Regions from separate parts of the Homo sapiens genome. Here region 1 is linked to region 2. The links are chromatin loops, found by intact Hi-C in ENCODE. Cell type or tissue: heart left ventricle. All regions are shown on one strand. Links, peaks and the distances in the headings refer to the core of each region. The heading gives the core; the rest is flanking DNA.

What was found. Peaks named below come from ENCODE experiments on the same cell type or tissue, not always from the same donor. Only the 100,000 strongest peaks of a DNase experiment are listed, where the experiment ranks them.
Region 1: a loop joins it to region 2, with 1.8 times the contacts of the local background. A loop is called at or near these places in 3 of 110 quality-filtered maps.

Annotation. Positions count from the first base shown.
Region 1 is chr3:47,907,578-47,922,836 of GRCh38, reverse strand. It overlaps MAP4 (microtubule associated protein 4), which reads left to right. Exons shown (of 21, transcript NM_001385682.1): 5 at 959-1,072; 6 at 3,996-4,118; 7 at 5,663-6,886; 8 at 7,898-8,020; 9 at 10,416-13,799. Among named protein-coding and RNA genes, the nearest start is that of MIR1226, 66 kb to the right of the region's middle. In heart left ventricle, for the core only: no CTCF peak of the experiment used is centred there; no DNase peak of the experiment used is centred there; H3K27ac peaks cover 1,432 bases.
Region 2 is chr3:47,956,717-47,971,975 of GRCh38, reverse strand. All of the region lies in intron 3 of MAP4 (microtubule associated protein 4), which reads left to right. It also overlaps the pseudogene VPS26BP1. Among named protein-coding and RNA genes, the nearest start is that of MAP4, 52 kb to the left of the region's middle. RefSeq lists a silencer at 9,922-10,031. In heart left ventricle, for the core only: no CTCF peak of the experiment used is centred there; no DNase peak of the experiment used is centred there.

The sequences.
Region 1 (15,259 bases), core at 2,953-10,952, 49 kb after region 2:
ACCTCGTGATCCGCCCGCCTTGGCCTCCCAAAGTGCTGGGATTACAGGCATGAACCACCATGCCCGGCCCTGCTTTTTTTTCATGTACAAAAGCACAAAGAGTTTACCTGATGTTTTGAGTGCTTTTATTCATGCCAGCTCCTGAGTCAAGAGTTTATTTCTTCTGTTAGGATAACAATTGTTTATCTTGTCCCATTCAGACAGTTTTGAAATGCAGTTTTCTTCATCATGTCCACATGAGGTGAAAAATTACTTGTTGGTTTTTTTTTTTAAGCTTGTTAATGGCTCTGTCTTTTTAAAAAGTAACTTAAAATGAATGTTATATAAATATATATTGAAAATTTAGTTTATACTTTCACCTCTCAGAGTGTTTGTTATACAGCTGAGCATTAGTTGCCCTTTTTGTTTTATGCATTTGTTGGCTATCTGATGTACATAACCAAATCTTAGAGAAGGGATTATTTATTATTAACTCATAACAAATGAATTAGTGAATATTGATTCTCTACCATGTGCAGTCACATATGATTTCGGTTTACTTACTATTGACAACTCATCTATATTCATCATAGGATAATAAGAAATATTGGCCAGGCATGGTGGCTCACGCCTGTAATCCTAATACTTTGGGAGGCCGAGGTGGGCAGATCACTTGAGATCAGGAGTTTGAGACTAGCCTGGCCAACGTGGAGAAACCTTGTCTCTACAAAAAAATACAAAAATTAGCCAGGCATGGTGGCGGGCATCTGTAATCCCAGCTACTTAAGAGGCTGAGGCAGGAGAATTGCTTGAACCTGGGAGGTAGAGGTTGCAGTGAACCAAGATGGCACCACTGCACTCCAGCCTTGGCAACAGAGCAAGACTCCACCTCAAAAAAAAAAAAGAAAGAAAGAAAGAAATATTAATCTTTCTAGTTGCATTCACCAGGAATGAGTTTTGGATTTCTTCTATATTCCAGATCCCTTTAAGATGTACCATGATGATGACCTGGCAGATTTGGTCTTTCCCTCCAGTGCGACAGCTGATACTTCAATATTTGCAGGACAAAATGATCCCTTGAAAGACAGTTACGGTATGGCTTCTTCAAATGGATTTATTCTGTAGGGAAGGAAAAAAATTTTTTCTTTACTCATCTTTGGTTCACTGACTAGGGCTCTGTGACAAAAGATTAACAAGAAAAAAGAGACCAAAGTTTAAAATGTGAATTTAATATGTACATGAGAGGTACCTAGGGAATGAGTAACTCCGCAAGAGGTGGCTTTAGAATTCCACCTTATATAGCTTCTTCAATAAAGAATGACAAATTTTTTTTTTGAGAGGTGAGAAGATGAAGGAAAAGACTTTTGAGTCTCTAGGGGCCGCAAATTGTGGGAGACAGGTAAATGGTAGGTAAAAGCTAGTTAGTAAAGGTTGCTGTGTAGATTCCTATGGTGCCATCTCCAGGCTAATAATAGCCTTCAGCTTAAAAAAGTCCTTATGCCAAAGTAGCGTATTTTGGGGTGGCATATTCTGGTGTCCTTTAGTTGTTTAATGCCAAACAATCAACATGGCCTTTCACACATCACCTTTGAAGCTAACCACTAAGAAAAGTCAGATTTAGGGGCTGTGGGTGTGACAAGGCTCTCTTTGGATTAATCAAAGGAGACAATTCACAGATTCACAGTTGGGCTGTCATCTCCCCTTTTTTTTGAGACAGGGTCTCACTCTGTCACCCAGGTTGGAGTGCAGTGATGCGATCACGGCCCACTGCAGCCTTGGCCTCCTGGTCAGGTGATCCTCCCACCTCAATCTCCTGAGCAGCTGGGATTACAGGTGTGTACCACTATGCCTGGCTAATTTTTTGTAGAGATGGGGTTTTGTCACGTTGCCCAGGCTGGTCTTGAACTCCTGGGCTCAAGTGATCCACCCGCTTCAGCCTCCCAAAGTGCTGAGATTACAGGCGTGAGCCTTTGCACCCAGCCACATTTTTCTACTTCTTCATTTACAGGCAGACACAGTGGCTCATGCCTGTAACCCTAGCACTTTGGGAAGCTGAGGTGACAGGATTGCTTGAGCCCAGCAATTTGAAACCAATCTGGGCAACATAGGGAGATCCTGTCCTACAAAAAATTTTAAAATTCATCCAGGCGTGGTGGCACATGCCTGTAGTCTCAGCTACTCAAGAGGCTGAGGTGGAAGGATTGCTTGAGCCCAGAAGGTCGAGGCTGCATTGAGCCATGATCATGCCACTGTACTCCAGCCTGGACAACAGAGTTGAGACCCTGTCTTAAAAAAAAAAAAAAAAAAAAAAAACCATCTGGGTGCAGTGGCACACGCCCGTAATCCCAGCACTTTGGGAGGCCAAGGCGGATGGATCACTTGAGGCCAGGAGTTCAAGACCAGCCTGGCCAAAATGGTGAAATCCCGTCTCTACTAAAAATACAAAAATTAGGCTGGGCCTAATGGCTCATGCCTGTAATCCCAGCACTTTGGGAGGCAGAGGCGGGCAGATCACCTGAGGTCAGGAGTTTGAGACCAGCCTGGCCAACATGGTGAAACCCCATCTCTACTAAAAATAGAAAAATTAGGCCGAGTGTGGTGGCTCATGCCTGTAATCCCAGCACTTTGGGAGACGGAGGTGGGCAGATCACCTGAGGTCAGGAGTTCGAGACCAGCCTGGCCAACATGGTGAAACACTGTCTCGACTAAAAATACAAAAATTAGCTGGGAGTGGTGGCAGACACCTATAATCCCAGCTACTCAGGAGGCTGAGTCAGAAGAATCACTTGAACCTGGGAGGTGGAGGTTGCAGTGAGCTGAGATTGTGCCATTGCACTCCAGCCTGGGCAACGAGCAAGAATCCATCTCAAAAATTAATAAATAAATATAATAAAAATAAGAAAATTAGCTGGGCAAACAACAACAACAACAACAACAACAAAACTGCTACAAAGTATTTTAATAAAATTGTCTTCTAATGTTGGAAAGGGAGGTGTTAATCTCATTTTGCAGATGAAGAAATTAAGACTCGCAGTTTTTTACTATAGTATATTATGTTGGTTGTGGTGTTGGAACTAGAGTTCAATCATTAATATTTTGAATCTTTATATTACCCTTTATATATTATATAGAAAGTAGCCAGTGAATGTTGATTAATGGCACTACTGGGATATACTATACCACCTACTAACAACTAGCTAAAACCTGAAGAATGTCAGCAGTGTTTCCTTTAAAACTTGTTTGCGTTGTCGGCCGGGCGCGGTGTCTCACACCTGTAATCCCAGCACGTTGGGAGGCCAAGGCGGGTGGATCATGAGGTCAGGAGTTCGAGACCAATCTGGCCAACATAGTGACACCCCATCTCTATTAAAAATACAAAAAAATTAGCCAGGTGTGGTGGTGTGTGCTTGTAGTCCCAGCTACTTGAGAGGCTGAGGCAGGAGAATGGCGTGAACCTGGGAGGCAGAGATTGCAGCGAGCCGAGATCGTGCCATTGCACTCCAGCCCAGGCGACAGTGCGAGACTCTGTCTCAAAAAAAGAAAAAAAACTTTTTTTGCATTGTTTTTTATTAGTCTGTGTCTTCCTGGCAATATATGCAGCTGATTTTAAATATCAAATACCTCTTAGGCCGGGCGCGGTGGTTCACGCCTGTAATCCCAGCACTTTGGGAGGCCGAGGCGGTTGGATCAAGAGGTCAGGAGATCGAGACTATCCGGGCTAACATGGTGAAACCCCGCCTCTACTAAAAATACAAAAAATTAGCCGGGAGCTGTGGCAGGCGCCTGTAGTCCCAGCTACTCGGGAGACTGAGGCAGGAGAATGGCGTGAACCCGGGAAGCGGAGCTTGCAGTGAGCCGAGATCACGCCACTTCACTCTGTCTGCGTGGGCAACAGAGCGAAACTCTGTCTCAAAAAAAAAACAAACAAAACAAAACAAAACAAAAATATATCAAATACCTTTTGTTTCCAATGTTTACTAAGTTTCAAAATGTATTTGTTTGTGTTTCAATATTAGGTATGTCTCCCTGCAACACAGCTGTTGTACCTCAGGGGTGGTCTGTGGAAGCCTTAAACTCTCCACACTCAGAGTCCTTTGTTTCCCCAGAGGCTGTTGCAGAACCTCCTCAGCCAACGGCAGGTAAACTATTAGAGACTCCCTTTATCAGTTAATGGTTGCAGTATTGGTAATCAATATAAATCATCAGGTGTATTTTTTAGCAGCTTACAGCAGGTATAAAAATTTCAGAACAATCACAAATGTTTTGCTTATATTAGTGATATCACCACTGGAGGAATTAAATTGTTGAACTATAACACTTAGGGTTAACGGGCACATAAATACTTTTTTTAAATTTTTTAACATATATATATTTTTTTCATCACATTTTCATTGTATTAGGTATCAGAATTTTTTTTTTTAATTCAGTACAGATTTACGGCCTGGTGTGGTGGCTCACACTTATAATCCCAGCACTTTGGGAAGCTGAGGCAGGCAGATCACTTGAGGTCAGGAGTTCCAGACCAGCCCAGCCAACATGGTGAAACCCCATTTCTACAAAAAATACAAAAATTGGTCTAGGCACGGTGGCTCACGCCTGTAATCCCAACACTTTGGGAGGCCAAGGCGGGCAGATCACCTGAGGTCAGGAGTTCGAGACCAGCCTGGCCAACATGGTGAAACCCCGTCTCTACTAAAAATACAAAAAATTAGCTGGGCGTGGTGGCAGGTGCCTGTAATCCCAGCTACTAGGGAGGCTGAGGCAGGAGAATCACTTGAAACCGGAAGGCAGAGGTTGCTGTCAGCCGAGATTGCGCCACTGCACTCCAGCCTGGGTGAAAGAGCTAAATAAATAAATAAATAAGCTCAGCGTGGTGGCGTGTACCTATAATCCCAGCTACTAGGGAGGCTGAGACAGGAGAATTGCTTGAACCCGGGAGCCGAGATCATGCTACTGCACTCCAGCTTGGGCAACAGCGTGAGACCGTGTCTCAAAAAACAAAAACAAAAATTCAGTACAGATTTAGAACTCTGGAGTTTTTCTTGATAGGAAGCATGACTGACCTGCTGTCCCACAGATTATCTTTCTAATACTAATTCTGTGCCCGTGTTATTTTTGAAGCCTATGTTTTCTCTCTTCTTTGCCATTTCTCCTCCACTACTTGTCCTCCCAGTATTTTACATCTTATTCTTCCAAGTGTTGAGACTGTCAAAGAGTAGGCAGAATATGTTACTTGACATTAGCTTCTTCTTCTTTTTTTTTTTTTTTTTTTGAGACGGACTCTTGCCCTGTCCCCCAGGCTGGAGTGCAATGCCGTGATCTCGGTTCATTGCAAACTCCGCCTCCTGGGTTCTAGCAATTCTCCTGCTTCAGCCTCCCAAGTAGCTGGGATTACAGGCGCCTGCCACTGCATGGCTAATTTCTGTATTTTTAGTAGAGACAGGGTTTCACCATGTTTGTCAGGCTGGTCTCGAACTCCTGACCTCAGATGATCCATCCGCCTCGGCCTCCCAAAGTTCTGGGATTACAGGCGTGAGCCACTGTGCCCGGCCTAACATTAATTCTTAGTTATGTGTACAGTCTTATGGTCACAAAAGCCAAATACTCTCATGCCTGAAGAAAGTAAGCATTTTTAATGCAAAGGTATGAGTAGACAATGATGTGTCCTAAATTTCCAATTTAGTTCCCTTAGAGCTAGCCAAGGAGATAGAAATGGCATCAGAAGAGAGGCCACCAGCACAAGCATTGGAAATAATGATGGGACTGAAGACTACTGACATGGCACCATCTAAAGAAACAGAGATGGCCCTCGCCAAGGACATGGCACTAGCTACAAAAACCGAGGTGGCATTGGCTAAAGATATGGAATCACCCACCAAATTAGATGTGACACTGGCCAAGGACATGCAGCCATCCATGGAATCAGATATGGCCCTAGTCAAGGACATGGAACTACCCACAGAAAAAGAAGTGGCCCTGGTTAAGGATGTCAGATGGCCCACAGAAACAGATGTATCTTCAGCCAAGAATGTGGTACTGCCCACAGAAACAGAGGTAGCCCCAGCCAAGGATGTGACACTGTTGAAAGAAACAGAGAGGGCATCTCCTATAAAAATGGACTTAGCCCCTTCCAAGGACATGGGACCACCCAAAGAAAACAAGAAAGAAACAGAGAGGGCATCTCCTATAAAAATGGACTTGGCTCCTTCCAAGGACATGGGACCACCCAAAGAAAACAAGATAGTCCCAGCCAAGGATTTGGTATTACTCTCAGAAATAGAGGTGGCACAGGCTAATGACATTATATCATCCACAGAAATATCCTCTGCTGAGAAGGTGGCTTTGTCCTCAGAAACAGAGGTAGCCCTGGCCAGGGACATGACACTGCCCCCGGAAACCAACGTGATCTTGACCAAGGATAAAGCACTACCTTTAGAAGCAGAGGTGGCCCCAGTCAAGGACATGGCTCAACTCCCAGAAACAGAAATAGCCCCGGCCAAGGATGTGGCTCCGTCCACAGTAAAAGAAGTGGGCTTGTTGAAGGACATGTCTCCACTATCAGAAACAGAAATGGCTCTGGGCAAGGATGTGACTCCACCTCCAGAAACAGAAGTAGTTCTCATCAAGAACGTATGTCTGCCTCCAGAAATGGAGGTGGCCCTGACTGAGGATCAGGTCCCAGCCCTCAAAACAGAAGCACCCCTGGCTAAGGATGGGGTTCTGACCCTGGCCAACAATGTGACTCCAGCCAAAGATGTTCCACCACTCTCAGAAACAGAGGCAACACCAGTTCCAATTAAAGACATGGAAATTGCACAAACACAAAAAGGAATAAGTGAGGATTCCCATTTAGAATCTCTGCAGGATGTGGGGCAGTCAGCTGCACCTACTTTCATGATTTCACCAGGTACGTGCTTGTGCTTATTCTCAGTATTTCTCTCTACCAGGTTGTAGTCTCGAGAAGACTAAGGACAAACATCATGCCAGGTAAAGTACAGACAGTCACACTGTACTTTGCAAGTTTATTCATACTCCTGCTCTCCTAGACAACTCTTTCCCGCCTTTACCCTCCTCCCACCTCCAACACCTTTTCTATGTTCATTCTCTGCTGATTGTCCTGTTTTTCTTGCAGATAAGTCAAGCAATAAAATAGAACATCGACAAACTTCTATTCCATTATCTACCCAACTACTTGTATCTGTATCCATGGTCTCTGCTTATGAAAGTTCCCGTTTTTATAAGTAAACTGTTCCTGCTCCTAATTAAGACCAACCTCTCCTCATTTTGCCCTAGATTCCATCTCCTCTTTCCTACTCGATATATTGCCCCATGTATTCTTCCCTTTTTTGCCCCTCATACCAATTTAAATCTTTTTTCATTGGATCATTCCCACCCATTTAACAAACGTTTGTTATTTTTCCCATCTTAAAAAACGAAACATTGACCGGGCATGGTGGCTCACACCTGTAATCCCAGCACTTTGGGCGGCCGAGGTGGGCGGATCACCTGAGGTCGGGAATTCAAGACTAGCCTGACCAACATGGAGAAACCCCGTCTCCACTAAAAATACAAAATTAGCCGGGCATGGTGGCGCATGCCTGTAATCCCAGCTACTCGGGAGGCTGAGGCAGGAGAATCACTTGAACCTGGGAGACGGAGGTTGTGGTGAGCCGAGATCGCACCATTGCACTCCAGCCTGAGCAACAAAGAGTGAAAAACTCCATCTCAAAAAAAAAAAAAAAAGTAACATAACTAGACATACCTTCCCAACTTCAGCTTCCAACTACCACTTCACTCCTTTGCTGCCCCTTGTAGGAGAACTCCTCAGAAACTAATCCCATATCCAATTTCTGGCAGATGGAAAATAGCTGAAATCATGCTTCTCTGAAACGTGTGTGGCTTTTGTTATTACCTTTAGAAACCGTCACAGGAACGGGGAAAAAGTGCAGCTTGCCGGCCGAGGAGGATTCTGTGTTAGAAAAACTAGGGGAAAGGAAACCATGCAACAGTCAACCTTCTGAGCTTTCTTCAGAGACCTCAGGTAAGTTAGGAAAACAAAATGAACTCTTTGAAACAAATTAGGGGCGATAGAGTAGTGATGGTAGACATTGTCTCTAGTTCCCTGTTGTATGGTGGTAATCAGCAGTATAGTTTATGAAGTCAATTCTCTTAGACAGATTTTATCTGGTTTAGACAGAATGTCAGCTTGTTATATCTTTAAAAATTACTACTACAGCAAATCAGGATACCTAATTTTTTTTTTCTCCACTGTTTTTTTTGTTGTTGTTGTCGTTGTTTTTTTTTTTTTGAGACAGAGTCTCACTCTGTCGCCCAGGCTGGCGTGCAATGGCGTGATCTTGGCTCACTGCATCCTCCACCTACTGGGTTCAAGCGATTCTCCTGCCTCAGCCTCCTGAGTAGCTGGGATTACAGGCGCCTGCCACCATGCCCGGCTAATTTTTAGTAGAGATGAGGTTTCACCATGTTGGCCAGGCTGGTCTCAAACTCCTGACCTCTGGTGATCTGCCCACCTCAGCCTCCCAAAGTGTTGGGATTACAGGCGTGAGCGACCGTGCCTGGCCTTCTCCACTGTTTTCATAGTGAAGAAAGGACACCCAAATTTTGATCTGGTTCAGCTATTCACTATTCTATCCTGTGTGGTCTTAAGCAAGTTACATAACTTGCCTATATCTCAGTTTACTTAGCTATAATATAAATTAATTGGTCAAATGTTCTCTAAAGTCTTACTAGTTACAGTGTTCCATGGCCCAACAGCATCTACATTACCTGAGAGGCTGGTAGAAATGCAGAATCTTGGGCTCTACCTTAGGCCTTTGTAATTATTATCTGCATTTTAATTAGATCCCCAGATAATTCTAATTTTCATTAAACTTTGAGAGGTACTGCTCTAAGATACTTTCCAATTTAAAGTTTGATTATTCAGTGAATTTGAAGATTACCTGTTTTTAATAACCCAGAAGCATATGTATATGATTATCAACTTGATTTTCTGTTTACTTTTCTGTGACTATGATTGGAATGTGGACATCCTGACATATGGGACATAAGGGCCCATGACTTATTTCACTTAGAATCTCTAATGCTTTGCACACTACCTAGCACAAGACTAGAGCTTAAATAAATGTGTGATTTTTTTTTTAAATGTTGTTTTACTGACTCAACAAATCAGTAAAGATTTATCAAGTGCTTATGGTATACAAAATACACCATGTTAAGGCATATAGATATTTAAGTCCCCGTCCTTGCCCCCTGAATTATTATATTATAACCTGAATGAAGAGATAAGTTCTCAGGCATGAACTCTGAAACCCAAGATTTACATAATAATTGAATAAAATAGTATAAAAGATGGCACTGAATAGCTGCTGATTAATTGCTGAATTAAATGTTATAAATACTGGGGGATACTATAGCCTAGCAATTTTTTGAGCGATGCAATAATTAACCTGAGATATTAAACAAAGGCTAGGATTTAGAGGATATTGGAGGGGTAAGGACAAGAATGAAATCCACTATTTACATATTATAATATTCTTGGAAATCAATTTATTGGGTCAGACTTGACAGGAGCTGGCATATACCTGCTCTTAATGAGACTCTTGCCAGGATCTTGGATCCATATTATATTAACTGGGAGGAAGGTTAGACCAGATCACCTGCTGAAACTCTTCCAAAGGTACTCATCTTAATTGTTAAAATTAATTATCCTACTTAACATTATATATATTTCTCTGTCTTTTGGGAAGTACATTTAGGAGCAGAATGTTGAAATTTAACATATTTGTCTTTCAAAGTAGGATGCTCTGGTTCTGGAATCATGAGAATTTTTCTCTGACCAAAATGTGGATTCAGTATATTTTGTGTGTGTGCGTGAAGTGACTTAAGTCTGGCCTTCTGATCTAGTTCCCAGAATCTGTCTGGTTTGTTTGACAAGTATTAGTTTAATATTGGTGACCTAGTCTTAGAATTATAAATTTTGTCCAAAATCATGTATATTTAACTGAAGCAATTAATAAATTTCACCAAAAAGAGGCAAGCACTAAGAATGACCAATATAAATCAGATGAGATTTACAGGCAGTAAGTGCTTATTTTTAGAGGTTAAAAGATGTGAAATGTTTCATTTTTAAAAGTTCAATCCTGCTACTTCTGAAATTTCAAATATTTTATAAATGTTTGAAAACAATCTTTACCTGAGATGATGATCTGTTAAATATTTTTGCTAGCGCCAGTTAAAAGTGAGAAATGTTTTAGAAAAGACTGTTTTCCTGAGCAAATTACAGTAAGTACTATATGTATTAGTGAAAATAGCCTCCTTAAATTAGTCATTTATATGGTCTGGTTTTTTTGTTTGTTTGTTTGTTTTTTGTTGTTTTTAAGAAACAATAACGAGGAGTTTTTTGTTTGGAATTTTAGCCAACTTCATGTATTGCGGTACCCCTCCCACACAAGCCAAACAAGTTTGCAGACCCAGTGACCGCAGGTCAACCCGGCCCAAGCCTGCCAGGGTCCCTCCTGAGCTGCTGGGAGGCTCTCCTCCATGGAAGACTCTTGATCACAGGCTGGGCCACTGCTCTTTGTCTGAGTCAGGTTGGGTCTCTGGTTCATCCTCCTGTGGTGGGCCTGGGAACCAAAGAAAAAGTATTCATGTTGACTCACTTGAACCCCAGAGGGATCTTGGCAGGGAGGCCTGGGATATAGAAAGCACACCAATAATGATGAAGAAAAAGAAGAAGAAACCAAAGCAAAAGAGATATTCTCAACCACGGGCTGGAGGACCTTCGGATGATGACAATGCAGATAAGCCTAAAGGTCATCCATTTGCAGCTGACACACAAAAATCAGGTGTTCTCCCCAGCCAGCCTACCACTATGGGTACAGAATATGGACTTGTATCTGGAGAAAACTTGAAAAGGGAATGTTTAGTTAACTCCAGTGCAGCCAGACTGGTAGCTGAGAACTTTGTCTCAGAGAGTCTCAGAATTCCTTTATATCCTTCTGAAGAAGCCCCCAAAACTGCAATAAGTTCTCAGTCTAAGCTGAGAGTAGAGGAAGAGAGCAAAAGTAACAAGTCAGTACTACAAAACCAAGACAAGAAATTGCTGAAGCAACATGAATACAAACCACAGCCTGCACCCCACCTGAAGACTCCTGTAGATAAAAGCCAGTCAGTAGGCCCTCTCAATCTGAAAGGACCCCTAGCAGAAGTTTCTGCATACAATGTAGAAACCCCTTTGGATATCAGACTTAAAGAGGGTTGCTCTCCTTTCTTGGACCAAGAGGTTATGGGTGTAGTTTCAAAACCCACAGCAGCAAAAGAAATACCAAATTTGGTACCCACTTTGATAGCAAGTAATCCATTAGAATGTAATCTAAAAGAAGGGAATAATGAAAGTAAAATGACTAAACTGCAGAATGTCAAACTGAAGGAGTTTCCTGAAGGAGCTGAAGAGGATAAAGAACTAAAAAAGGAAGCTTTTCCCAACGAAAGACAAGAGATCAGCATCTTTACTTCTGAGCAGCTGCAGGGCCAAGTGTTGGTACAGGTCCCTGGGGTAGAGAATGAACCATTTAAGAGAATGGCAGGTGATGGCAAAAGCAGGAAGGGAAGGGGAAGTTCTGGGAAAATGAGAACAGATTCTGGGAAGGTAAAAGCAAAATCTGAGCTGCCATTTCTTCTGGACAGCCAGAAGGACGGAAGGGCTGTTCTCATACCGAGTGAGCCAGTCTCTAAAACTGAAGGAATGACTACTCAGGATAAGAGTGAGGAGCTGGGGCTGAATTCTTCAAAGCAACCAGGCACTAAGGCTGATCTCACGGAGGCAGTGGTGATGGGGGAGCCTAAAGAGATGACTCAGCCTAAGGTGGCAGGCACCATGCAGGCATTGATTCCTTTGGAAAGTGGATCAGGCATGACTCAGACTTCTGGTGTTAGCACAGAAACAGGAGATGTAGTCAAAGATATGGGTGTCAATAACCAGAGCAAGGAAGGAAGGTGTCCATGGAAGGATCATGAGGCAGCTCCCTGGATTTCTGAAAAGCCTAAAAAGAGAGGCAATGAAGGCAAAAGCAAAAAGTTTAAAAATAATTATTCCACACAGCCTGCTAGAATGGAGAGGAAGGAAGAAATCCTTAACCCACCTTTTGAAGGGAAGGATGGAGATACTGGTAGTATTCCCCATAAAAGCAAGGAAATAGGATTTACTTTCCCCAAAATGCATGATTCTTCGTTCTCACATACACCAGATACACCCACAGTGGAAGCAGTTGACAGGAAGGGTGGAAATTTTCAGGTTAATTTTGTTGAGCTTGGGACTCTTGGGGAAAACAAGATAAGCACAGTCAAGGCTTCTACTGTTACTGAACCACCTGCCAAGGTGACAGATGTGAGCTGCCAAGAGCAAATCCAGGGGGCAGGATTTGTTCCTTCAGTAGTATCTGAGGAGAATAAGACAGATGCAGCCAATAGATACACTGCAGTGGCTGACAAACCAAGTAAAAGGAGTAATGATGGAAAAAGTAAAAAGGTTAAAAATAGTTCTCCTGAGAAGCACATTCTGGAGAATAAGATAGATGCAACAAAAATACATGTTCCCATGGAAACCACAGGGGACCAGGGAATTGAAGGAATGGCCTATATGGACGAAAATAGAAATATTACATTTACCTGTCCCAGAACACCATCAGAGCTGATAAATAAATCATCTCCTCTAGAGGTTCTGGAATCAGCAGCCTGTGAAAAACTGCCCACTCCTACTCCTCAAGTAGTAAAGGAAGGTGATTCCTTTCCAGATACCTTGGCAAAAAATGGGCAAGAGATAGCCCCAGCCCAGATTTCCAAATCATTAATGGTAGATAACTACACCAAAGATGGAGTCCCAGGTCAAGAAAGACCCAAGGGTCCCTCTGCTGTTGTGCCCTCTACAAGCACAGGAGGAGTTGCTCTACCTATTACAACAGCCATAGAAACAGTTAACATTCATGGAGATCACTCTCTTAAGAATAAAGCTGAGCTTGCTGATTCCATGAAAAATGAAGCAGGGATCGATGAAGGGCATGTGATAGGAGAATCTGAGTCAGTGCACAGTGGTGCGTCTAAGCATTCAGTAGAGAAAGTCACAGAGCTAGCAAAAGGTCACCTCCTTCCTGGAGTGCCAGTAGAAGACCAGAGCCTACCAGGAGAGGCCAGAGCCCTAGAAGGATATGCAGATAGAGGTAATTTCCCAGCACATCCAGTGAATGAAGAGAAAGAGACTAAAGAAGGGTCTGTTGCAGTTCAGATTCCTGACTTACTGGAAGACAAAGCACAAAAGCTCAGTTTTTGTGAGGACCAAAATGCTCAAGATAGAAATTCCAAAGGTTCAGATAGTTTGAATAAGAAGGTAGATCTGACTCTTTTGTCTCCAAAAAGTGAAAATGATAAATTGAAAGAAATTAGTCTGGCTTGTAAAATCACGGAATTGGAAAGCGTTTCCTTGCCAACACCAGAAATCCAGTCAGATTTCTTACATAGCAAAGTCGAAGCTCCTCCTTCAGAGGTGGCGGATACGTTAGTAATAATGACTGCTTCCAAGGGTGTTCGACTCCCAGAACCCAAAGATAAGATTTTGGAGACACCTCAGAAAATGACAGAAAAATCTGAATCAAAGACACCAGGAGAAGGGAAAAAGGAAGATAAAAGCAGAATGGCAGAACCAATGAAAGGCTACATGAGACCCACCAAGTCCCGAGGACTTACTCCACTTTTGCCAAAGTCTACAATCCAGGAACAAGAGAGACATAAGCAACTGAAGTCCGCTGGTATGAACCTGCCATGGGGAAATGTGTGTGCTTGTGGCTTTTGAGTCAGCATCAGAAAGGCAAAGAGCTTGTGTCTTGGCTCCATCCAGACTCTAATCATCCTTGTTAATCATTGGTTTGTTGGCATGAAACCTATAACTGCTACGGTGTGTTTTCTGCAGCCAATGTGTTCCTTGTGTCCTGCTTGAGGAGGCTGGTAACTTGGTTGCATGCCTTTTTTACCCAGCACTGAACGTTGAATTTTAGGGGAAGTTGAATTTTCAATGAATTGTCTAACAAAAGACCTATCATCATCCATTTCTTAATTTTTTTAAAATTGTGCCTCCTATGTATCAAGTTTACAGCTAAATTTTAATCATTACTTGGTATAAGGATTCACAGGAGGAAAGAAAATATTTCATGTCTAGCTATGTGCATGAGATTTTTTTCAATTTATATGTAGCTTGTGCTGGTGGGACTAAATATCCAAACTGCTTTTAGGTTAAATGAAATCAGTCCACCTCCTTATGAGGAAATGGTGGCCTCAAACCAGCATTGGTAGGCACCGATTTATTTGTGTTTCTAGTAATGGGAAATGATCTCTCAATGATACAGATACATTTTTTGACCAGTTTGTTGCTTATATCCATTGCCCCACAGTTCCATGTGGGTTTGAGTTTTGGGCATAGTCTGTGTCCATCAAACATAGTCCATAAAACTTGCCCATGTTGTGTTCCTCATAATTTTACTCTTTTTTGGCTCTATTCAGTCAAGTAATTGGAATGAGATTAAGAAGATGATTCCTTTAAGATTTAGAAATGGTAGCCCCGTTTCCCCCCACCCCCAATTCCCCAAAAAAGTATACATTTAATCGTGGCTTCCCTGAATCTAGCTTTCAAAAAATGTTCCCTTGTCTTTGAGATTTTTCACAGCCTACAAGTGACACTATTTCTTAATCACTGTTTCCCAGCTTGCATGATGTAGCTACTAACTCCAGAATTTAAAAAAAACACCAATTGGTTTTAGTAGCCAGTCAGGCTTTTAGAGAGGTTTCATCATGGGATTGTGTTCTGCATGGTATGGACTTGTTCTTTTGGGTAAAGCTTGTCTATGCATGAGTATGTACCCACTAAGGAATACTGCTGTGTGAGTAAAGAATGCTAAAGGTTGTTATTTGCATAAGACATTCTCATCTTCTCTGTTTTTATCTTCTATTAGCTACCCTATTACCAAGGCAGAAAATGAAATAGTATGTAGAGGGCTTTCCAGCATTCATTGAGATTTCCAGTGTTCTATCCAGTTCTTTCGTTTTGGTTTCTAGACCCATTCTTTAGTTTCAGCAGTGATCTAAAAGTTAACATGTAATTTCTGTGAAATCCCAGCCATCTCTTTTTGCTCAGTATTTCCAAAGAAATGCAGAAAGAGGATTTGTTTTTCTTGAGGAAGCAAGACCAGTACTGCAGAACTTTTGGGGCCCTGCC
Region 2 (15,259 bases), core at 3,529-11,528:
CTTTCTTATACATACCCTAGGTTTAAAGCTTTTGGTAATTGAAGCAATTCTTGAATTTTGTTATTGTCCTCATCCCTGATGCGAAGTGAAACCTGGCTTCATTTGGATTCTTCCTCCTTATTGACTTGATAATATGGTGGGAGGCTAGAGGGTGTTCTAGGCAAAGACACAGGACTGGTCCAGCAGGCACAGAATGTTAGTTTCATTCCTAAATCATGTGTAATACTGTATTATCCTCAATTTTATGTTGATGCCGTTTCCATTACAGTGAAGGTTTAACAAGACTTAACTACAAATTATTTGTGGGATAAAGCTCTGTGCGACCATGGAGGTAAATTACTCTTATTTATAGTGTTTGGGGCTAGACACATTGCACTAAGTGCTGTACAAATGGCAGTGTTACTGGTTGTTTCCATCGTAATTAGAGTAGGTAAACAGTTTACTATTGTGATAACTGTTTGCATGTGTAAAGTCATGCCAGCAGTGAAACAGTAAATCTACTTTTTTAGAATATCATGACACAGAAGGTATTCTGTGTGCTTCATCACTATCTCATCTGGTAGGATGCAAAGGATTTAGCATCAGAAAAATGCAAAAGCACCAAAAATGTGAAATATTAACAGATAAATAAATCTGTGGTGTGTTAGAGTTTCTGAACAGCTATTGGAGCCACGCTGTAAATTGGCATCATAACTCACAAGTGGAGCCCAGACATAAGCTGCACATTATGTTGCTATGTATAGACAGCAAGACATCCATCCGAACTCCACCAAATTCCTGGAACAAAGTTTTATTTCTTTTCTTTCATTTTCCAGTTAATGAGTTGCATGCTGGAGACACATCAGCAAATTAACAGCACGTAATGTTTCTTAAAGTTTTTTTGGTTCATGGTTTTCTAATAAAAATACAGAATTTCTCTTCAGAAAAGTCCACATATACCCATATACAAGATGTTACATTTACGTTTAGAGTGTTTAGGACTCCATTGAAACCAGCTCATGGACTACAATCCTTTTCTAAGCCAAGCATTTAATTAATACTCTAAGCCACGTTATTTCAGTTTCTTTTGGGGCTTTGTATTGAATAAGACAAAATAGCTTCTTCTTGAGCTTTAAGTGAAAATATAATTCTGATTTTTTTTTGTTTGTTTTTGTTTTTGAGACGAAGTTTCGCCCTTGTTGCCCAGGCTTGAATGCAATGGCACGATCTTAGGTCACTGCAACCTCCGTCTCCCAGGTTCGAGCGATTCTCCTGCCTCAGCCTCCCAAGTTGCTGTAGCTGGGATTACAGGTGCCCGCCACCATGCCCAGCTAATTTTTTGTATTTTTAGTACAGATGGAGTTTCACCATGTTGGCCAGGCTGGTCTCGAACTCCTGACCTCAGGTGATCCACCTGCCTCTGCCTCCCAAAGTGCTGGGATTGTAGGTGTGAGCCACCACGCCCAGCCTTCTGATGTTTTTTGGGTTTTTTTGTTCTTGTTTTTTGAGATGGAGTTTTGCTCTTGTTCCCCAGGCTGGAGCGCAGTGCAATGGCACAATCTCAGCTCACCACAACCTCCACCTCCTGGGTTCAAGCAATTCTCCTGCCTCAGCCTCCCAAGTAGCTGGGATTACAGGCACACGCCACCATACCTGGCTAATTTTGTATTTTTAGTAGAGACGGGGTTTCTCCATGTTGGTCAGGCTGGTCTCGAACTCCCAACCTCAGGTGATCCACCCACCTCGGCCTCCCAAAGTGCTGGGATTACAGGCATGAGCCACCATGCCCAGCTTTTAAAGACTTTTTAAAAAACCTATCTTAAGTTCTAGTTACTGAGAGAAAATCCATATTGAGGCAAGGGCTTTGCATGTAGGTAGTTTATTTTGGGAAGTGGCCCCAGGGCACAAGAGTGGGATACTGGGAAAAGTGAAATTAGAGGAAAAGAATACAGTGAAGTATGACTACTGACCTAGTCACTGCTGTGGGCAAAGTGGGCTTAAGTCTTTTGGGGTCTTTTGAGGACCTGTATAGAATGCCTCTCAGTGTTCACTACCTGAGTATCTTGGTTATAGAAGTGGATAACATTTATTCACCATTTACCATCTCTCATTGCTTAAGACTCTTTTTTTTTTTTTTGAGACAGAGTCTTGCTCTGTCGCCCAGGCTGGAGTGCAGTGGTGCGATCTCGGCCCACTGCAAGCTCTGCCTCCTGGGCCTAACACTCTTGTACTTCTGGATTTGCACATGTGTGGTGCCAGGATGCAGATGTCTTGTCTCTTGGTGTCAGAGAAGTTGTAGGGCAGAAAACTCTGGTTTGGTTGATACAAAGTGCTGTCAAATCACACCTATGTGCAGCTGGATGCTGTAGCAATAGCTAGAATAAATAGTGAACTTAACAGAGTGTGAGGTGGGGGCACAAGAAGTGTCTAACCAAGAGGTTACTTCAAAGCAAGATTCTCTTAACATAAGATTTGTCTGCTTATGCCTTACCATAGAGGATGAGATCCTTCAACTCTGTAGAGGAAATTTGAAGGAACTCCATCTATTATGGTACTAATCCTTTTTTTTTTTTCTCTCCCCGCGCCCCGCGAGACAGAGTTTTGCTCTTATTGCCCAGGCTGGAGTGCAATGGCGTGATCTTGGCTCACTGCAACCTCTGCCTCCAGGGCTTGTGATTCTCTTGCCTCAGCCTCCCGAGTAGCTGGGGTTACAGGCTCCCACCACCATGTCTGGCTAATTTTTGTGTTTTTAGTAGAGATGGGGTTTCAGCATGTTGGCCAGGCTGTTCTTGAGCTCCTGACCTCAGGTGATCCACCCATGTTCGCCTCCCAAAGTGCTGGGATTACAGGCGTGAGCCACTGCACCTAGCCAGGTGCTAATTCTTGAGCTGCATTGTTAGAAACTATAGAGATAGCCACAGATGTTAGTTTTGGAATTTTCCACCCAAACGTTTTTTTCTTTAGTTAGTTTTAGTAGTTTTTATGTTTCTAGAAATTTGTTCATTTCATCTAGGTTATATAATTTGTTTGCCTACAGTTCTTAGTATTCCCTTATAAACCTTTTTTATTCCTGTAAGATTCATAGTGATATCTCCTTTTCATTTCTGGTTTTAGTAGTTTGAATCCTCTCTCCTTTTTTCTTCATAAATGTAGTTAAAAGTTTGTCAATTTTTTTCATCTTTTGAAAGAACCAACTTTCAGTTTTGGTGAGTTTTCTCTATTTTCTCTCCTCTGTTTCCTTTATTTCCACTTTAATCTTTTTTATTTCCTTCCTTCTGCCTCATTTGAGTTTAGTTTGCTATTTTTCTAGTTTCTTTTGGTAGAAGGTTATGTTAGTGATTGGTGATTTTTATTTTATTTTATTCTTTTAATATAGGTGTTTATGGCTATAAATTTCCCTCTTACCACTGTTTTAGCTGTACCTCTTAAGATTTGATATGTTGTGTTTTCATTTTCATTCATCTGAAAGTATTTTCTAATTTCTTTTGGGATTTCTTTGACGTGTTGATTATTTAGGAGTGTGTTAATTTCTGCATATTTGTGCATTCCCCAATCTTCTGTTTACTTTCTAATTTCATCCCATTGTGGTTGGAGAACATAATTGGTATTCTTTCAATCCCTTTCAATATATGGAGGCTTGTTTTCTGGCCTAACATATGGTCTGTCCTGAAGAAGAATGTATATTCGGCTCTTGATGCGGGTGGAATGTTCTGTAAGATGTCCATTAGATGTAGTTGGTGTATAGTGTTATATAGGTCTTCTCTTTCCTCGTTGGTATTCTGTCTTGTTGTTCTATCCATTAGTGAAAGTGAGGTATTGCAGTATCCAACAATTATTATTGAGTAGTCTATTGTTTGCTCAAGTTCTGTTAGCTTTAAATTTTACATGCTTTTTACATTTCTCAAGGATAAATTCCTTGTGAAAAATGCTACGGTTGTGGATAAGAAAGATACACACAAATGATCGCTACAACTATGAGCCTCAGAAGCAGCAGTTGAAATGTCGGTCGCTGGTAGGACGATTTAAAGTGTTTTTTTGTTTTGAGGCAGGGTCTTACTCTGTCACCCAGGCTGGAGTGCAGTGGTGTGATCATAGCAGCCTGGAACTCTGGGTTCAAGTAATCCTCCCGCCTCAGTTTCCCAAGTAGCTAGGACTACAGGTGCACACCACCATGCCTGGCTAATTTTTAAAATCTTTTGTAGAGACAGGGTCTTGCTTTTTTGCACAGGATGGGCTTGAACTCTTTGCTTCAAGTGTTCTTCCCACCTCGGCCTCCCAAAGTACTGGGATTACAGGTGTGAGTCACTGTGCCCGGCCTAAATGTGTATTTTATTTTATTATTTTTGAGAAGGAGTCTTGCTTTGTTGCACAGGCTGGAATGCAGTGGCATGATCTTGGCTCACTGCAGCCTCCACCTTCCAGGTTCAGGTGATTCTCTTGCCTCACCCTGCCGAGTAGCCGAGATTACAGGCGCCTGCCGCCATGCCCAGCTAATTTTTGTATTTTCAGTAGAAACAGCATTTTACCATGTTGGCCAGGCTGGTCTCAAACTCCTGACCTCAGTGATCTGCCCATCTCAGCCTCCCAAAGTGTTGGGATTGCAGGCGTAAGCCACTGCACCCAGCCTAAATGTGTTTTTTGTTTTGTTTTGTTTTGTTTTTTGTGACGGAGTCTCGCTCTGTCGCCCAGGCTGGAGTGCAGTGACCCGTTCATGGCTCACTGCAACCTCCGCCTCCGGGTTCAAGCAATTCTCCTGCCTCAGCCTTCCAAGTAGATGGGATTACAGGCATGTGCCACCACGCCCAGCTAATTTTGTATTTTTAGTAGAGATGGGGTTTCTCCATGTTGGTCAGGCTGGTCTCAAACTCCTGACCTCAGGTCATCTGCCCGCCTCGGCCTCCCAAAGTGCTGGGATTACAGGCATGAGCCACTGCACCCGGCCCTAAATGTGTTTTTAAAAGATGATATTTTTTCCTCAAAATCTGAACAATGTTTTTTGCAGAAATAGAAAAATCCATTCGGAATCTCAAGGAGCCCTCCTGAATAGACAAAACAATCTTGAAAAAGAACAAAGTTGGAAGTCTCATTTGTTGATTTTCAAAACTTACTGAAATGCTATAATAATCAAAACTGTGTGGTATTGACTTAAAGGGAGACATATAGATCAAGGAACGGAATGGAAAGCCCAGAAATAAACTCTTTTATACATGGTAAGATGATTTTAGACAACGGTACCAGGACCATTCAATGGGAAAGGATGGTGTTTTCAATAAATGATGAGGGGAAAACTGGATATCCACATAAAAAAGTTGGATCCTGCTGGGAACAGTGGTTTATGCCAATAATCCCAGCGCTTTGGGAGGCCAAGTGAGAGGATTGCTTGAGGCAAGGAGTTCAAGACCAGCCTAGGCACTATAGGAAGACCTCATCTCTTAAAAGAAAAAAAAATTGGCCAGGTGCGGTGGCTCACACCTGTAATCCCAACACTTTGGGAGTCCCAGGAGGGCAGATCATGAGGTCAGGAGATCGAGACCATCCTGGCTAACATGGTGAAACCCCGTCTCTACTAAAAAATACAAAAAATTAGCCGGGCATGGTGGCAGGCGCCTGTAGTCCCAGCTACTCAGGAGGCTGAGGCAGGAGAATGGCATGAACCTAGGAGGCAGAGCTTACATAAGCCAAGATTGCGCCACTGCACTTCAGCCTGGGCAACAGAGCAAGACTCTGTCTCAAAAAAAAAAAAAAAAAAAAAAAAAAAAAAAAAAAAAGGTAGTGTGGGCCTGTAGTCCCAGCTACTCAGGAAACTGAGGCAGGAGGATCCTTTGAGCTGAGGAGTTCAAGGCTGCAGTGAGCTATGGTAAAGTACACCGCTGCATTCACCCTGGGAGACAGAGAGAAATCCTGTCTCTCCCTCTCTTTTTTTTAAGTTGGGACCATTATCTTATATTCAAAAATTAACTTAAAATGGATCAAAGACCTAAACAAAGCACCAAGGCTATACATTTCTTAGAAGAAAACATAGAGGGAAATCTTCATGACATTGGATTTGGCAGTGTTTTCTTGGATATACACCAAAAACACAGACGACAAAAGAAAAAACAGATAAATTAGGCTATATGAAAATTGAAAATTTTTGTCTATCTCTGTAGAGTGAAAAGGCAACCCATGGAGGCAAAATATTTGCAAATCTTATATCTTCTCAGGAGTTAATATCCAGAATATGTAAATAACTTCTAGAGCTCAACAAAAAAAAATTAAAAATATGGGCAAAGGACTTGAAGAAACATTTCTTCATAAAAGATACAAAAATTGCCAAGAAATACATGAAAAGATGCTCAGCATCATTAATCATTAGAGAAATGCAAATCAAAACCACAATGAAATATCACTTCATACTCATTAGGATGGCTAGTATGAAAACAAGAACAGAAATTAACAAGTGTTTACGAGGATGTGGAAAAATTAGAACCCTTGTGTACTGCTGATAGGAATGTAAAATGAAAGTGCTATGGAAAATAGTATGGTGGCTCCTCAAAAAATTAAAAACAGAATTATTGTAAGATCCAGCAACCCAACTTCTGGATATATGCCCAAAGGAATTGGAATCAGGGACTTGAACAGATATTTGTACACTCATGTTTGTAGCAGCATTATTCACAGTGGCCAAAAGATGGAAGCAACCCAGATGTCCCATCAACACATGGAATGAATAAACAAAAATGTGGTACATTCATATAATGGAACGTTATTTAGCCTTAAAAAGGAAGGAAATTCTGATATGGTACAACATGAATAAACCTTGAAGACACTATGCTAAGTGAAAAAAGCCAGTCACAAAAATACAAATTTATATGCGGTACCTAAAGTAGTCAAATTTACAGAAACAAATATAAATATACTCCATTTATATAAATTACCTTAAGTAGTCAAATTTACAGAAACAAAGTAGAATGGTGGTTCCCAGGGGCTGGGAGAGGCGGGGAATGGATGTGTTTGGTGTTGCTTAATGGGTACAAAGTTTCTGATTTGCAAGATGAAAAAGTTCTGGAGATGGATGGTGGTGATGATTGCACAACAGTGTGAATGTACTTAATACCACTGAACTGTACACTTAAAAATCGTTAAAATCGTAGAAATAAACAAATGCAGCTCATATTTAAAGGGAAAAAAATTTCAAATTAACCATCATATCACAGATCTCTTCAGAATTAAAGGGATGCTTTATATGTTAGGTATTTTGTACGTTTGTTCTGGTTTGTCCAGTTGCAGAGAGAAATACACAAATATGTCAACATTGCTTAAATGCTAAGCAGTTATGGGGAACATTTTGTAAGAACAGATACAATATTGGTTAAATTCCATGAGGGGGTTGAGTGAGAACTAAGGAAATTTGAAATTCGAGCTTGAAATCTCCATTTGGATGTAGAATTGATATCTCAAATTTGAAATGTTCTAAACTGAATTCATGATTGCCCCACCCCAAAATCAAAACAGAGAAGAAAAAGAAGAAAAAAACCACCTGCCTCCCCATCTCCTTAAATGGAAATTCTGTCCTGGTTGTTAAGGCTAAACATTTGGTTTCCCTATCCTCTTCTGCTCCTCTCACACCCCACACCCAGTTTGTCAGAAAAAGATATTTGGAACCTGACCACATCTCACCACCTCCACTGCTCTCTCCCTGATTGGACCACCATCATTAACCTTGGCTACTGTAATAACTTCCCAAATTAGTCTCTCTGCTTCCATTTGCTTGCTCCCTGCAGCATATTCTTAAAAACATCTACAGTGGTCCTGTACATTGATCATGCTGTTCTTTTGCACAGAACCCTCCAGTGGTTGCCCATCTCAAAGTAAAAGCCAAAGTCCTTATGAAATACCACAAGGCCCTATGATGTCGTTGTCATCTTTCTGACCAGATCTTTTCTTAGTTACCCCTTTACTTACTTTGCTTCATGGTGTTCTTGCTACTGTTCCTTGAACAAGCCAGGTGGGCATCTGCCTTGAGCTCTGAGCACTAGCAGTTTTCTCTGCCTGGAATGTTCTTCCCTTTGATATATTCATGATTGACTCTTCACTTTCTCAATGAGTACTTCTCGACTATCTTTTTAAAAATTGCACCCCTTCTATTTTTTCGTCCCACTGTTCTACTTGAATTTTCTTCGTGGCTTTTGTCATGTCACTTTCTAATAATTTGTATAGTTTACTTATCTCATCTGCCTTTCCCCACCAGAAGAAGATATTATAGAAACAAATTTTATGAGAGGGACAGGGCTTTTGTTTTGGTCACTGCTGTGGCCCAGCACCTAGAACACTGTCTGGTGGATAGTAGATCCTCTGTAGCTATTGAATGAATAATCTTTAATATCTATTTGTTTCTGGCCTCACATGGGAAAAGAAACTTAAAAACAAGACCAGATACAATCGTAATAATTCTTGCCAGGTTATTGGTACGCATCTTTCTGGAAATATGTTATCTGTCATGAATTTGTTTAAATTTTGAGGAAGCTGTGGATAGAGCACCTACTAGCTTTGATTTCTTAGGCAAGTTGTTTGCCCTCTTTGAGGCTAAGATTCCTGCTGTGTAAAAGGAGAGCTCTATAAAAATAGTTGTTTGCCTGAAGTGACAGAAATTATTTTCAGTGCTTTGAAACCTCGTTGAAGGGGTTAATATTTAAATGTAAGATGATATTAGAATGATGATTAATGTCCACATAGAAAGTTCTTACAGTTCAACCCATTATATACTTTTGTTAAATCATTCTGTTTGACCATCAGCCCCTTTTCCTACTTAATTGGTTGTGTAACAGTATTTTAATCGGATGTAACTGGAGCATATTGGTCCATTGTGAAGCAGAAATGCTCTGTTTCTAGAGGACAAAACTGGAGGTGAAACTTCAAAAGTGAGCTCCAGGCAGACTGAAAGAAGAGTTTTTTTGTTTTGTTTCTTGTGAAAAAATTAACTTAGGACTCTCACTGCAAAAAACTGGCAAGCCTGGCCCTCCAGTGGGTTTTCAGCAATTTAAAATGAAATGAGAAGATGCAAAACTATGTCAACTGTAAACTTAAGTATTAACATTAGACTCCTTAGAGGTCTTCATTGAAGGATTTTGCTTTCTATTTAACAAATTAATATTTCTGGTCTTCAGTTTTTCTGTGTAAAACGAACAGGCATTCTGCTGTTTCTGCTGCTGCTGTTAGTGCTGAGCAACAGAGATACAGTATGTTCTGCGGTAGGTGATAGCTTTTTAGACATTTAGAGATTAACATTTGCCTTCTGATTTATTTTCTTTGGGTTAAACATCTTTCATTTTTTCTTCCACTCTTTCCTATTATGTAGATTTATGCTGTTTTTAATGGCCAATATTTGGATCAGAGTCTATTCAGGAGACAGAAGCTACACCATAAATTGAACAGAGAATTTACTATAGGGGTAAAGAGAACTCTAAAGAATACAGGAATGACAGATATAGGGAATAGTCACTACCCTTAGGGCTGGGGCAGAGTACACAAAGAAATAACAAATTTGGAAAAGTATGCGCCCCTCCCCCACCCTGCCCCCAAAGCTGATTGCATATCTTGGAGGAAGTCTCCATTTGGTAGTAAAGATGTTTGCTGAGTTGCTGCAGGTCAGGGTGATGTGGGGCAAACAAGCCCCCAGACTGGGGCTTAACCCAGGAGGGTTCTTGGCTTTGCCAGGAAAGAATTTAAGGGTGAGCCAGTAGTGAGAGAAAGAAACTTTTATTGAACCAGTGCTGCTTCTTGCTGAGCAGGGCTAACCCATAGGCAGTGTGCCCAGAATCGGTGTCTGTGAGCTGCTAGCTAGCTGTTTATATCTGTTATTAATTACATGCTAATTAAGAGGCAGGTTATTTAGAACTTTCTGGAAAAGGGGCTGGAAGTTTCTGGGAATCAGATAAGGTAACTTCTAGGCTGTTGCCATGGCATTTGTAAACTGCCATGGCACTGGTAGGAGTGTCTTTATGCTAATAAACCCTGAGGGCAACTCGAGGTTACTTTTGTCAGCATCTGCTGGTTTCAGCCAGATCTTGTTCCAATCAGCAGGGTGCGACAGGAAATTAAGTCCTGCTGGTCTTCTACCTCAAAGGTAGTTAAGCAGGAAGCTGTACTTGGGGGTGCTGCGGCATCACCAGCAAGCCTGTTTGAGGCACTGGTGGAACTTGCCTGGGAAGATGTCCATGAGAATGCCCACTAAAGCTTGTTGGGATGAGCACCATGGGGTGTTCTGCACACCAGCAGAGCACCATGGAAGTAAGAAGATGCAAAAGCACACTAGAACCAGGAAGAGAAACCCTTTCCTTCCATGCCCTCTACTAAGCTTAGTGTCATCATGCCCGCTCTCTAGGAAGAAATGTTTACATTATTACAGGCAGGGCAATGAAAGGTAGATTTGGAATTGAGAGGCAATATATTGATTACTTGCATAGCCTATTATTTTGGCTACTTAGCTTCCATATGCACTTTACACACATTTGAGCTCCCATATAACAATGAAACTCTTATGTTTCTACCTAACAAGATACAGCTATGTCAGAGGGTGAAACTCTCACCCTTGTTCTAAAATGAGGAATGAGGACATGCTCAGCCCCATAGTCATTGTATCCATTGCTGGCTATATTTTTGTTTGTTTGTTTGTTTTAATAGAATCAGGGTTTTGCTGTGTTGCCCAGGCTAGTCTCAAACTCCTGAGCTCAAGCAATCCTCCGGCCTCAGCCTCCCAATGTCCTGGGATTATAGGTGTGAGCCACTGTGCTTGGCCTGCTGGCTGTTTATCAGTCCTCAAATAGAAGTTCCAGCTTCAGAGGGCCAAGGTCATGTGATGGGAGCCAGGGGCTTGGAGTTCTGAGGGAAGAGGAGTGAAGTATTGGGGGATGTGGCAGTATCACTGACAGTGAGGTTTTTTGGAGGCTTTTTTGGTCTGATTTGTGAGATTGATATTGTCCTTAATGATAAGGAAACAAAGAAAATGGCAGAAGTGAAAACTGAAAATGGCGAAGTAGAAAAACACCATCTCCTCTATGATGGAGAATCTGTTTCAGGAAAGGTGAAAGAGTCTAGAAAGAGCTAGAGCACCACAACATTAGAATTGAATTTGTACGTCAAATTGAACTTTTCTATGATAAGAGTAATATTCAAGAGTTTGTAAACCTAGTGAAAGAACTAGCCTTACCTGGAGAGCTGACTCAGAAGTTGTCATTTGGAATTTATACATGTTGAAAAGTCATGAGAATCTTACATTGGTGCTAATGTCCTCTTGATGTATTGAAGTGTTAGTAGTAAGAAGACTGACAGACTTGGTAAAAAGAATGTGATCTTACTGTTCACCAACTTGCCAGCTATCCTGATGGAAGTGGGCATTGAAGATTGTCTACATATAGAATTTGAATATAATGAAGTATCATTTAAAGGATGTGACTGTTACAAAAATTTACCTCTTATAAGTAAGAATAAAAACACAACATATGGGGTTACAACTGATCAATAAGACTGTTGTTAGCAGGATATGACCTAACTCCAACAATGAAAGTTATGAACAAAAAAGTTTCAGTAAGGTACTTTTTGAATTTAGCGCCTGTTGATGAGGAAGACAGAGGGTACTTTAGGCAGCAGATCATTTAATGGAGAAAAGCTCCTGAAAAACTGAGGAAACAGAATAAACTTTTACCAGTGATTTGAACCTCCAGAATCACAAGCATCTGCTGAATAGCCTGAAATATACTGAATAAGATGAAAAAAGAAAAACAAAACTATAATCATTAAGTTAAACAGGTTAAAGATGGCTGCAGCATGTGGAGGGGCAAAATGGGCATAACTCTGCCCGGGCATGGTGGCTCACACCTGTAATCCCAGCACTTTGGGAGGCGAGGCAGGCGGATCACTTGAGATCCCAAGTTCAAGACCAGCCCGGCCAACATGATGAAACCCTGTCTCTACTAAAAATACAAAAAGTTAGCTGGGCATGGTGGTGAGTGCCTGTAATCCCAGTTACTTGGGAGGCTGAGGCAGGAGAATTGCTTGAACCCAGGAGGCAGAGGTTTCATTGAACCAAGATTGCACCACTGCACTCCAGCCTGGGCAACAGAACAAGACTTCATCTCAAAAAAAAATAAAAATGGCCAAAACTCCATTTATATTCATCTTCCTTTATCTTACAGCGCTACATTTATTTCATGATATAGCAAAATGTTCTTCATGTATATACATTTTTTTTTTTTTTTTTGAGATGGAGTCTCGCTCTGTCGCCCAGGGTGGAGTGCAGCGGCGCGATCTTGGCTCACTGCATGCTCCACCTCCCGGGTTCACGCCATGCTCCTGCCTCAGCCTCCTGAGTAGCTGGGACTACAGGCTCCCGCCACCACGTCCGGCTAATTTCTTTTTGTATTTTTAGTAGAGACGGGGTTTCACCGTGTTAGCCAGGATGGTCTCGATCTCCTGACCTTGTGATCTGCCCACCTCGGCCTCCCAAAGTGCTGGGATTACAGACGTGAGCCACTGCGCCCAGCCACATTTTTTTTTTTTTCCCTTGAAAATCGCTCTTTTGCCCAGGCTGGAGTGCAGTGGCACAATCTTGGCTCACTGCAACCACCGCCTCCCAGATTCAAGCGATTCTCCTGCCTCTCAGCCTCCCAAGTAGCTGGGACCACAGGTGTGTGCTACCACGCTCGGCTGATTTTTATATTTTTAGTAGAGACGGGGGTTCTCCAGGCTAGTCTCGAACTCCTGACCTCAGGTGATCCACCCGCTTGGCCTCCAAAAGTGCTGGGATTACAGGTGTGTGAGTTACCACACCCGGCCACCTTCATGTATATACATTTTTAAAAGTGCTTTCTTTGAAATGCTCAAATTTTCTTAAACTGCCTTTTTTTTTTTTACTGCACACTTTGATGACAAGCATTCAGATATGCGTCAGCATAAGCTTTAAAGATTTTCATGTGGCAGAAAACAAAGTTCCACTGACTAGTTTGTTACCAAAAGTTGTATTATAAATCTAATTTCAAGGCGGGTGCGGTGGCTCATGCCTGTAATTTCAGCACTTTGGGAGGCCGAGTTGGGTGGATCACGAGGTCAAGAGATCAAGACCATCCTGGCCAACATGGTGAAACCCCGTCTCTACTAAAAATACAAAAATTAGCCAGGTGTGGTGGTGCACGCCTATAGACCCAGCTACTTGGGAGGCTGAGGCAGGAGAATTGCTTGAACCTGGGAGGCGGAGGTTGCAGTGAGCCGAGATCTTGCCGCTGCACTCCATCCTGATGACAGAGTGAGACTTGGTCTCAAAAAAAAAAAAAAAAAAAATTAGCCGGGTGTGGTGCACACCCCTGGAATCCCAGCTACTCAGGAGGCTGAGGCAAGAGAATCACTTGAAGCTGGGAGGCGGAGGTTGCAGTGAGTCAAGATCGCACCACTGCACTCCAGCCTGGGCAACAGAGTGAGACTCGGTCTCAAAAAAACAAAACTAAACTGAACTAATTCCAACTTATAATAATGGGAAGAAGGAAAGAAGAAAATGGTTAGAATATACAAACAAATACCAAATATAACAAAGAGAAAGTTCATCCTCATTTCTGTGATTAGTAATGAGGCCACAGTTGATATCTAGGCTTCTTTCTTCAGTTACCTATTTCATGTTTCCCTTGCCTTCAGCACGAACCTCAGCTGGTTGAGGTTCTTTACCTGGTGAAATGACTCAAACATTTATTCCCTCATTAGTCCAGTCCTTTTTTGGTTGCTGTAGTTTTCCATTAATCTTTATTTTTGGCATGGAAGTATTAAGAGGTGCCTTAGATAATCCCTTGGGTTTCAGACATAGTCCTCCTTGCTTTCACTGTGTAGCAGCAACCGTTTCCCCTTGACAATTGGGCTCAATCTTTCCCAACCAGTAGGTTCAGCCTGTTGGTTCAGTGGTGTAAGGAGTCCCAAGTAGCCAAGTGGCAGTCTCATCTTCTAATGCAATTGAACCATTGTTGTGTATGCTAGTAGATATATTTCCTGCTTAGGGACTAGCACTTCCAAGCCAGCAGAACTCAGTTGTTAGGAGTGAAAGCAAAAATTCAGTGATTGCTAGATATAATAGTGAGTGGAGCCGCACATACTTCTACCCTTTGATTCCCAGACCTGTATATTCTGATTGAGGGAGGAGACAGCACCATGTAAGGTGTCTCTGATTGAAATCATTACCCCATCCTTTCAGGGTGTTGTCTCCCTGAAACTGTAACTTAGTCTTCAGTAATCAATTCCCTATTTTAATTAGGCCAACCATTCTGTGTGATAGGATGTGACAACACCAGTTAAGTCCATGGACATGAGCCCATTTCTGCATTTCTTTACTATGAAATGACTTTCTTGGTCAGGAGCAATGCTGTGTGGGCTTGGCATGGTGGCATATGCCTGTAACCCCAGCATTTTGGGAGGCCAAGGCAGGAGGATCACTTGAGCCAAGGAGTTTGAGACCAGCCTGGGTAACATAGTGAGACCTTGTCTCTATTTTAAAAATACATCTTTTTTTTTGGCCAAGCATGGTGGCTCACACCTGTAATCCCAGCACTTTGGGAGGCTGAGGCGGGCAGATTGCCTGAGGTTAGGAGTTCGAGACCAGCCTGGCTAACATGGTGAAACCCCATCTCTACTAAAAATTCAAAAAAAATTAGCCGGGCATGGTGGCACATGCCTGTAGTCCCAGCTACTTGGGAGGCTGAGGCGGGAGAATCACTTGAACCCAGAAGGCAGAGGTTTCAGTGAGACAAGATCGTGCCACTGCACTCCAGACTGGGCGACAGAGGGAGACCTCATCTCAAAAAAAGAAGCAGCCGCAACACTGTGTGGAATGTCATGGTGGTAGATTGGGCACTTATATATAAGTTCATGGGTGGTGGAACTGCCAAAAACATTATAGGCAGAGAAGGCAAATCTGTATCCAGAATACATGTCTATTCTAGTGAGGACAAATCTCTTCCCTCACCCCTGCCCTTATTCCCCATAATAGAAGTCCAGCGTAATCAACTTGCCACCAGGTGGTTAGCTAGTTTTTGGGAAATGGTGCATATTCAGGGCTCAGAGTTAGTCTGTGCCATTAACAGATTAGACATTTAGCAGTAGCTTTAGTCAGGTCAGCCCTGTTTAGGGGAAGATCATGTTGTTGAGTCCATGCACAGCCTTCATGATGATTTTTTCCATGGGTTTTATTGAGCAAGCACTCTTGTAGCTATGGAAAGTGTCTAACATTTATATTCATGAAGTACGTCATTTTGTCAACTTGCTTATT